Regions from separate parts of the Homo sapiens genome. Here region 2 is linked to region 1. Evidence: chromatin contacts called from ENCODE Hi-C or POLR2A ChIA-PET data. All regions are on one chromosome and are shown on one strand. The core of a region is the stretch at or near the end of the contact, and the rest is flanking DNA. Distances in the headings are between cores, read along the strand shown.

The links. A loop is a pair of places that touch in the nucleus more often than their neighbours do. ChIA-PET counts read pairs that join two places held with the same protein, here RNA polymerase II (POLR2A). Pooled maps may share reads with other maps.
Region 2: a loop to region 1 is called in a pooled map, with 4 times the contacts of the local background. The contact joins two enhancer-like sites. A Hi-C loop is called at or near these places in 1 of 168 maps with a recorded cell type or tissue (GM12878), 5 of 37 single-sample maps with no recorded cell type and 15 of 50 pooled maps. POLR2A ChIA-PET finds 5 or more read pairs at or near these places in 1 of 52 experiments (activated T-cell).

What each region holds. Positions count from the first base shown.
Region 1 is chr2:7,433,979-7,439,345 of GRCh38, reverse strand. All of the region lies in intron 4 of LOC100506274 (a long non-coding RNA gene), which reads right to left. Among named protein-coding and RNA genes, the nearest start is that of LINC01871, 290 kb to the left of the region's middle. Within about 2 kb of position 2,050, at least 4 of the 41 ENCODE cell types and tissues checked have a DNase peak (open chromatin) inside an H3K27ac peak, as active enhancers do.
Region 2 is chr2:8,472,705-8,478,071 of GRCh38, reverse strand. No RefSeq gene overlaps it. Among named protein-coding and RNA genes, the nearest start is that of LINC01814, 110 kb to the left of the region's middle. RefSeq lists an enhancer at 2,445-2,614. Within about 2 kb of position 2,656, at least 9 of the 41 ENCODE cell types and tissues checked have a DNase peak (open chromatin) inside an H3K27ac peak, as active enhancers do.

The DNA of each region.
Region 1 (5,367 bases), core at 801-3,300:
TATTTCTTGTCATCCTTCCATACCTATCTAGGAACTCCTTGGGAGAGGGACAGGATCTTCCTAACCACTGTATTCCTCATGCCTAGTACAGTGATGGCACCCAGCAGAATTTCAGTAATAGGATTTAATGAAAGAACAAATGAATAGAGTTTGCTGGTAGAAAACAAGGCTAATTTTCAAACTTTCCCTGCTGACATGAAGAAGAAGGTATTTTCTTTAGCACCAACATGGTTTTTTTTAGCGCTCCCCAGCACTAAAGTGGAAATATGACAATGTACAGTTCACAGGAAGTAGATATTTCACACTATGATTAGTCTTTTTGGGTTGTTGACTGAACCAATCTTAGGACTTTAAAAGTCATAGGAATGCTGTAGCCCTATAACCATGAGTTCATGGCTGGCTGATTAGGCTCCTGAGACTAAAGCAACAGACACACAATCAAACCTCCTACTCTTGCTGCCTAAATTTTATTTATTATTTTTATTTATTTATTTATTTATTTATTTATTATTTTTTGAAACAGGGTCTTGCTCTGTCACCCAGGCTGGAGTGCAATGGTGTGATCTCGGCTCACTGCAACCTCTGCCTCCTGGGTTCAAACAAGTCTCCTGTTTTAGCCTCCTGAGTAGCTGGGATTAAAGGCGGCTGCCACCACGCCTGGCTAATTTTTGTATTTTTAGCAGACACGGGGTTTCACCATGTTGGCCAGGCTGGTATTGAACTCCTGACTTCAGGTGATCCACACACCTCACCCTCCCAAAGTGCTGGAATTACAGGTGTGAGAAAACATAAATGAAAACTGCAGTAAAGTAAACAAAGCAAAAGTGACAATAAGGAGTTGAAGGCAGCTGAGAGTTGAAAGTGTCCTGCAAAAGTCTCAAACTTTGCCGTTTTACTCAGAGAACTCTCTAGAGCCCTGGTCTAAGGTCCAGACAGACATGGTATTATCTGACTTTCTGTTCCCAAATCCCATCTGATTACGTTGCAGCCTCAGTTCTTTATCTGCTTCCCAGCCTATGTGGGTTTAGTGAATGACTGGCTCCCTGAAAACCCATCAGTCCAGATAGTGCCTTTCAGGGGAACCTCTTTCCTCCCAGGCTTGCACAGTGTATTTCAGCTGGGATGCCTCCTGATGACTCCCTCTGGCTGGTTCTGCTACATTCGCTCACTAACCTTTAGATACTCATTCATTATTAATGCAAAAGTGAGTGGTCATTGCCGAGTTGCAGTGGAAAGTCACACTTAACTTTCAATGCCATCTTCCTCTATTCCTGAAAGATGCTATTAGAATTAGGCAGGATGTTATAAGCTGAGAGAACAGCAAAGGAAAAGCATTTGCCTGCCTTCCAACCTCTCATAGCAATGATTAGAACACATTAAGGATTCTTTTCATTCTAGTAAGTATTTTTCTAGGTTTGCTCGAAGACCTAAATCAAGTTAGGGTAGGTTTTCGTAAGTGCCCGTGGTTTGGGCTGAAACCGAAAACTGATTCAAATGATGCAACTATTATGAAAGTTTTTCTGTAATAAAGTAATCATAAAATTGAAATTATGAAATGACTAGTGTTCACTGCCTTTCCATTTTCCAAGTAATTATCTGACGCTTCTGGGGTTTAGCAGATTTTTCTGCTAAATTTTTATTAAGATGAAAAAAGAAACATTTGTAAATAGCACCAAAGGTAGGATGTATTAAAAAGATACAGAGATGCTCAAAAGGCACTGAAATAAACTCTGTTTAATTTCTACTGGGGTCTTGCAAGCTTTTGGACACCCGAGTCAAATATTAAAACAACATTAGGGATTTTTTCTTAAGTTCAGAAACCCCCACCATCTAAGCAAAACATTTAAATTCTATTTTGGCCTTTGTTAGAGTTGGAGCATCATCAAACAGTACTTTTTCTAATCTGACATTTTAGAGGTTGGCAAATAATGACCATGAGCCACATTCAGCCCACTGTCTGTTTTTCTAAATACAGTTTTATTGGAGCACAACCACACCCATTTGTTTATGTCTTATCTGTGGGTGCTTTTCACACCTCAATGGCAGAGTTGAGTAGTTGCAACAGAGACCATATGGCCTGTGGAGCTGAAAATGTTTACTATCTGGCCCTTTACAGAAGAAGTTTGACAATGCCTGCTTTAAATAAAATATGCATTCTATTAGCTGGAGCTAGGCTTTTACAGATTATTAAAATATAACTAAATCCAATCCTTAACTTTCTGAGCTGCCATTACTCCCAAATATATTCCATTTGTGGCTGATAAAAACAATGTTTTTTTATTTTCTTTACCTCTCAAAAAATGCACTGAAGAAAACCTAACATATCAGAAGACCTGTCTATGGAAAAATAGGGGGAAAAGTCTCCTAAGAACAACCTCAGAGGGTTTTTAGAAGAGCAAACATTGCCCAATTTGTTCCCAACCAGTCCCATTTCTGTTGGTAAAATAAGCTCACAGCTTCAGTCATTACTCTTTGGGCCAGCAAGATCAAAGATGTGTTTATGTGAATGTGCCAGGGAAGGAGACAAAAAGCAGAGGTTCTCCACCATGGCTGCATATTGGAAGCACCTGGGAGATGAAGACAGTTCGAAAGCCAAGTCCCTCCCCAGGCCAATTAAATCAGAGTATGTGGAAATGTGGCCAGGGCAGCAGAATGTTTTCAAATTCCCCAGGTGGTTCTCCATTGCAAATAGAACTGAGAGTCGCTGGGTTCCAGTAAGGAAGGGTGCTATATGGAACAAGGACGTCACTTAAATTTGGGGGTTTTCCTTTCCACTGTAAAATGAGAGGGTTGAAATGAAGTTCTCTGAGGTCATTCCCGTCTGTGATTATAAGTGCAGTTCAATTGAATTAAGTTAATTTCCCCAAAAGAGGAAGCATGGAGCATTTTGACACCTTCTGTTATGAAGAAATATGTGGAATGGAAAGTGTTCAGAGCACGAATGGGTTCACTGCCGTGGGAACATGGGAAAGAAGGCTTGACGGTATTTCTGCTACTACTCTGTGGTTCAGTACTTCAGAAAGAAGAGAAGCCAGAACTTCTCTGGGACCTGTGTCAGACGCATGCTGTTACTCCTGCTGGCCTTTGCAGGCACCTCCAGTTCTGGTGGTTCACTTTTAGTTAACAGACAATAACCGAACACATGGTCTGAGGCTCACACTGTGCAGAGAGAGGGTGAAGCTTCTCAAGGGTGAATATTTTCTCTAGAGGAAAACAATGATGGGATAGATTCTGGTTCTGCTGCTTACCAGCTGTGAAAGATGGGATTTATTCATTCTCTCTAGACATCAGTTTTCTCATCTGCACAATAAGAGTAATAATCATCTCTCTATTCTGGTATCCTACAGAGGATTAAATAAAATAATGCATCAGAAGGCTTGGCAAAGTGTCCACCACAATGTAGGCTAAACAAAGAGTATATCATCATTACAATCATTTTCATTATTATTACTGTAATCATCATGATGTATTGGCAACACACAAGTGAATCAAAGGTACTGGCTACCAGTGATTTTCAATTTGTGGTTACAAATGACACCTAACAGGGCTGACTTTGTTAATATTTGAGGGGCTCTATAATAGTAAGATGGGAAGGTGTCTTTCTGTATAAAATACCTCAGACATTACGAGGGAGCCAGGCATGGTGGCTCCCGCCTGTAATCCCAGCACTTTGGGAGGCCAAGGCAGGTGGATCACTTGTGGTCAGGATCTTGAGACCAGCCTGGCCAACATGGTGAAATCCCATCTCCAAAAACACAAAAATTAGCCAGGCGTGCTGGTGCGTGCCTGTAGTCCAAGCTACTGGGGAGGCTGAGGCAGAAGAATCACTTGAACCCAGGAGGCGGAGGTTGCAGTGAGCTGACATCATGCCACTGCACTCTGGCCTGGGTAAAGGAGTAAACTCCATCTCAAAACAAAACAAAACAACAACAACAGCAACAACAAGGCTAGCAAAGGGCAGCATGTATGACAGGCAGGATGCACACTAACTCCCATTCCCTCCCCCACTGCAGAATGTACAGCATCGCATGTGCAGATGGTTATTACACAAGTGTGTGTCCATAAGCAATCTAGGGTGTATTTTGAATGCTTTTAAAGCTTCCTATGAATAGTAGCATATTAAATGGATACTGGTGAAACCTGGATTTTCACTCAACATTAAGTTTTTGAGATTTATCCATATCAACACACGCCATGCAAGCCCACAGGTTCTAACTGCTATATTCTATGTCACTTTACGATTTTGCCATGATTTATTTATCCTTTCTTATGTGGCTGAATATTTGAATCATTTCCATTATTCTGTATTACAAAAAAAGAAATGTTGCAGTGTCCATTTTACATGTTTCCTTGTGTACAAGTGTGGGAGTCTCTTAGTGCGTTTACTGAGGAGCTTTATCACACAGAATACGCCCATCTTTAAATTCTCAGTCTCCTTTCCGGGCTCATTGTTATCTCCTGGATTTTGTAAGTATCGGTGTGCCCCACAGCTCAGTTCTTGCATCTCTTCTCTTCTCCACCTGCATTTAGGTAATACCACCTGGTTCCATGTCTTTAAATACCACCCAGGATTACTATCTCCAGTCTGGACATACTTCCTGAAGTCTGGGTTCATACATCAACTTGCTTACTTAGTATCTTTGTAGATATCTAAAGGGACATATGACGGACATTGTAAATGCTCGCCAATGGGGTTTCTCTTCCAGGCACACAGACTGCATTTCTCATCGCACTTTCACCAACATGGGAGAATGTGACTACTTCTTGTTGAAAAAAAATAAGAATGTACCACTTGTCTTTGGTTCCCTGGGAAATCGAGTCACAGATTTGGTATGGGAGGTTATTGGGCCAGCCCTTCAGGAATTCACCTGTATGGGAGTTAGAGGTGGAGATCTGGGCAGAGGGAAGACTTGAACTGAACTGTGATTCATTTCCAGCAGAGCCTTAGCTGATCCCGCAAGGGCCCTGGAGGTGAAATCGCATCTCAGAATTGTTCCAGATGGAGGCATGAGCTGTGTCTTTTTCCTCCCATGTCAGCCATCATTAGAAGTGGGCAGCTTCTAGGGAGAGGACATTTCCTTGTGCTAGATGGCTTTCTTTATCTGAGAAATTTATGGGGAGGGATGTCCCGGGGAGCCACCCGACACTTCAACAACAGGGATAATAAATACCTCAGACCTCAGGGGGAGTGATGAGCAACACACCCCCACATCCACTGCACACTCCTAAGCTGAGGTGGTAAAAAAGAGCCTGCTCAGTTTTCAATCTTGTACTTCATTCAGCAATGAGTGTGAAGACCATGAATGGCCCCCATCTCAAATCCTTCAAGGAGCTACAAGGGCTTAAGTCATCTGAACCTGTATCACT
Region 2 (5,367 bases), core at 1,407-3,906, 1.0 Mb before region 1:
GATCATACCTAGCTTTGAAAACAGAAAGTGGGCAAAACAAGCCAGGCGCATAGTGGCATTGAGAAAGGCAAAGGCTAACTTCATTAAAAAGCTTCTTTGTGGTATCAGGCAGGAAGTGAAACAGCTTTAAATGGCAAACATTTCTCAATCATTTAATGCACCAGTAAGCTTGGCATTCTTTCTCCTTTGTCCCCTTAAAGAAAAAGAGAGCCCAGATATAACTCAGATGAGGAGGGGGAGGGCCCGATCCTGTGTGTTGGAGGAGTTCCCTGGAGCATTGGTCCTCACCCCCATGAAGCTTCACGGGAGGACCAATGTCAGACGTGGGTGCAGAGGACAGTGCAGTTTCTCTTGTGTGGCTGAGCCTGGGCCACCCCGGATGGATCGCTGACTTCTTGTTGGTGCCACTCACCAGCTAGTTCTCTCAAATCTGTTACCATCAGAAGCCCGGTAAATGGCAAACTTTCCTTGTTAACATGTAGGTCCATTTCCTGGGGATAGTGAAACCCCAGTCCCCACAGGTAGCATTGACCTCTGTTGCCAAATGCCATTATCCTGGTGTCCACTGCATGTTAGGCTCTTTCCACAGAAACCAAAAACACAGACAAGTGTGATAGGCTGAATCCTTTCTTGAAGAAAAAAATTGCACGTACATATTGAATAGCAAACCAATCAAAATGAAAAGGAAAACCAGAAGATGGATGCCACTGATACACGCTTGCTTAGTTGCACTTTTTAAGATTCATTTATAGATGTCAAATAGGATATGAACACATGGAGGTGTGCAGTAAATACTCCTTAATTGATGAAAAGGCAGACATATATGTGAAGATTTTTAGGGAAATACTTTTTTGGGGAAATAGCAGCCAGTTTAAGTTGGTAACATAAATGGTGCCAGATGAAATCATATTGACTGAGACCAAAGTCCAGCCAATATGAAATCGCTCTCAAATGTAATGACTTTAGCATAAAAATTCTGAGTGGTTTCCCACATCTCGTTAACCTTTGTACTGCTCTGCAGCCGTAGGGGCCAGGCATTCTCATAGGGCACTAAGGAAGTGAGAGGTGTGCCTTAAGGTGTGGCTGTAACTCACATTTCTTTTTTTTTTTTTTTTTTTTTTTTGAGACGGAGTCTCGCTCTGTTGCCCAGGCCGGACTGCGGACTGCAGTGGCGCAATCTCGGCTCACTGCAAGCTCCGCTTCCCGGGTTCACGCCATTCTCCTGCCTCAGCCTCCCGAGTAGCTGGGACTACAGGCGCCCGCCACCGCGCCCGGCTAATTTTTTGTATTTTTAGTAGAGACGGGGTTTCACCTTGTTAGCCAGGATGGTCTCGATCTCCTGACCTCATGATCCACCCGCCTCGGCCTCCCAAAGTGCTGGGATTACAGGCTGTAACTCACATTTCTGGACTTCCATTATCATCCTGTCTAATCCTATCATCACCCTGCTGCATCTGGCAAAATCCCCCTGTTCTTGAGCCTCCAAGTGGGTGAATTGGCTCCCATATCACCTCATTCCTGCTGTTGGCACAGGGCTAGTCCACGGTGTCGCAACTGTTTGTTTAGTGTCTGTCTTTCCCATACAAGCTCCTCCAGGGCACAGATCCAGAATTATACACCCCAACATCCCAGTAACTCCCACAGTGTCTGGTAGGTAATAGTTTAATAAAAGCTGGTTGAATGAAAGAGCAGGTACATTCTTTGGTGTTCAGAGTTATTAATTCCGTTTGTTGTTGGTGTTTTCTTGTGGTAGATTTCGAGTCTTGCTTCTCATAGTTATTTTTTTTTCCTAAGATATGTAATGAAGGCAGACTTCTCACCTTGCAAAAGGTTAGTCCCATTTCTAAAGCAATTTTATGGGCTCCTTTGAGAGTCTGGAAATGTCTCCTATATCTCTCGGGAGAATCCTAGGTGAGGGGTTGGCAAATGTAGCTGCAAACCAAAAGAGCTTGCCCTTGGAGTTAAGTGGAAAGGGCGTTGTGTCCCTTCTCTTTTAATTTCAGTCCCTGTCATTGTCATTTGTCTGGCAGGGAGCTCTGCAGGCTGGGAAAGCCTGATTTTCTCCTCTCTGAGCTCCTTGTAGCCGGATCCAGTTTGTGATTTTCCCTCATTGATTTTTCCTGCTTAAATGTAGTTGAAACAACCTTTTTGAATATGGAAAAAGGTTTTAGCACGGTCCAAACAGCTAGCAGGTGACAGCCGTTATACTGACGTGTGCTGCGCTGATTTTAGGGAAGTATTTATTTTTTTTTTAAGAGCCCTGACAATAAGTGGCTGCTTTTTCAGGTGGTGCTATTGCAGAAATGTTACAAACAATGGCTACTTGTGGAGCCTAACATCACTTCTTTGGCTTACATTTCTACAGAAATTGCTCACAGGCCTATAGCCTGGTTGATGCTCTTCCTTGTTTCAATTCATCTGATTATTCTAATGTACATCAGACCTACGGTCCCCTGTCTGATGAAGCCCCAACCGTTAAGGGGAAGTATTTGTCATCTCAGCACCTGGTTTCAGGAACAAAGTACTCACCTCCTGGCCACGTAAGCTATTTCAAAATAACCTTTGTTCAGGGATCCCGGAGGGCTCAGTGCAGTCCCGACTGTCCTGCAAACTGGTTGAGTGACGGGGTTGGGGAATTCAGGTGAGCAGGACTTCCACGGTTGCCATGGAGACCATCAATCATTTGAGGAAGCCTGCTGGGGGGAGTTGGGTGAGAAACCACGAGAAAAAATCATCCACCTTTTAACGATTTGTTAGCACCTAATGCAGCCATTAGGCCTGCACTTTTGGAAGTGTTTATTTGGAGCACTTGATTCTGGAAGTAGAAGGAAAGCTAAACATTGTAACTTCCTTTGGCAAATGCATCTAATTTGTGCATCAGAGATCTCTCACAATTCTTTAAGGGCCCTCAGCGCCTGAGGCTAATTAGGGCAGGGGGTGGTGCTCTTTTCCATGGTGGGCCCATTGGGCCATATACACACCTTGCAGGCTGCAGGGGTTCCTGGCTGCCATGGGGAATCCCATTCTTGGGGTTTCTGTTTAGAAGCCTAGCTATAGGTCGCTAACCTTTCAGGCTCTCACCAAAGTGTGCTCCCTTCTGTTGAAGACCTACTATGGGCCAAAGGCTTTTCCCACATCCCCTTCTTTGATTCTCTCTCTTTTTTTTTTTTTTTTTTTTTTTTGAGACAGAGTCTTGCTCTGTCACCCAGGCTGGAGTGCAGTGGCACAATCTTGGCTCACTGCACCCTCCGCCTCCCAGGTTCAAGCGATTCTCTTACCTCAGCCTCCCGAGTAGCTGGGATTACAGGCATGCACCACTACGGCCAGCTAATTTCTATATTTTCAGTAAAGACTGGGTTTCACCAAGTTGGCCAGGCTGGTCTAGAACTCCTGACCTCAAGTGATCTGCCCTATTTGGCCTCCCAAAGTGCTGGGATTACAGGTGTCAGCAACTGTGCCCAGCCCTCTCCTTTAATTCTTATGAAACCTTTGTAAGGTGGACGTTGTCAACCCTATTTTACAGATGAGGAAACAAAGGGCCAAGAATTGAAATGACCTCTTCAAGATCACAGAGCTAATCACTGTATAGCAGGGTGTCCACCCCAGCTGAGGGTGAAAATTACGTCTGTTCCATCACGGCACCCTCTCGAAGGAGGTGATGAAGAAACTCGTTCTGTGCTATTCCTAATAGCAGTCACTTCGGGCACTGCTTCATCAGCAGCTCCTACGGCCATCTTGGTGTCCATGTCCACTCCGTGTCTCAGCACTCTGTAGCTGTCATCAGTTTGATGCATCTCCCCTTCCCTAGGAGAACCGACAGGGCTGTCTCACCTGTAACACAGGTGAGGGGTTAGGGAGGAGGTAAGGGGTTAGGGAGCTTGCATGTTGGCCATCCCAGGCACTGCCAAGAGCCAGATCCATTCCTTTAATCCATTGACCCTGGAGTTTGGGAAGAGCTTTCATTCTGAAGCATAGGACTCTGAATTTGCAAAATGTCTTACAGCAGAGACCACCATAAAAATAATTGCACTTTGGTTGCTCTTCTGGATAATCTACAGATTTGTAAGTCTAGAAAATCAGACACTGCCATTGAACCAAATTTGAAATTCTGTAAGGCCTTGGGGTGTGTCCAGGTGCCCTGAGGAAGTGACCAAGGCCATCAGGGTGCTGTTACTGACTTAAGCTTGAGTTTCTTGACATCGGCATCTTTTTCCTGTGGGGAGGACTCCATAGCCAGGCTGGTGCCAGCCAGGACCTGGGTGCCCTTTTCCCTGGCTGCTTGTCTGCTTAGGCTCTTTCCAAGGCTTTAGTTCTGCCCATGTCTGTAAAGAAGGACCATCTTAGGAGAGGGAGAGGGAATGCCAGAGGCCTCCTGGTTCATCATCTCATTACAATACCTCTAACACCTTTGACCTTAGAGTCCTTCTCTTCTTCTAGAGCTACAAATAACACCAGGAAGGTGTGTGGCAGTGGTAGGGCCTCCAGACAGACTTGGTTCCACCAGGCTTTGGAGGGAAGTCATGTACCTCTCAGCCTCATACTCCACATCTGCAAAATGGGAACACGAAGGTCCATGTTGCCAGGGTAAGGAACAAGGCATATTTAGCACTTGTTGCCAAGTAGGTATTCCATAAATGGTTACTATTATTCTTCTATAATAAACTTATTACATAAATCTAACTTTATAGGGCTTATGGGAATTGGAAGGGCTCAGCTCTGATGTTCCCTTCCTCCTTACCTCAGCCAGGAAGAATCCCCCTTTTCCTCCCTCCTGCAGGCCTTGTCTTGCCTGACCATAGAATCTAATACCAACCTTGTAATTGTCATCTGAATACAGACTGCGTCTTATCTACTTAATAGATTGAGGCTCACAGAGGTTAAGGGCTCAAGATCGCAGGCCGGTTAGTGGGGAAGCTGGAGTTCATACACTGACCCGTATTCCTTATCTCAACACCATGAGAACAACAGCATTAAGTGCCAAGTTTCAGAAACTCACATGAAAACTCTTGCTTTTGCTTAGAGGTGGGAATGAGAGGTTCTGAGCTGTCCCATATTGGACATAGGGAACTGGACAGGCCTCCTGGTCTCTAGCACACAGCATATTTTACAGGGAACTTACCAACTTTCCACTTTCCCAACCGGAGGAGGGTTTAGAAACAGCCCCCAGTGATATGGGTGTAGAAACTCCTGAAAGAGTATAGCCATGGAGAGGAAGTGCTCAGAGGTGCTGGGCCAGCAGGAAGTGGGAGCTGTTTCTAGCACAGAGGATGTGGCTCAAGACAAGGTATAAGAAATGAAAGTCAAGAAAGAAGTAGAAGTGGGATACTGAGGTGCCTCAAGCACAAGGAAGTGGCTTTATTGGCCAAG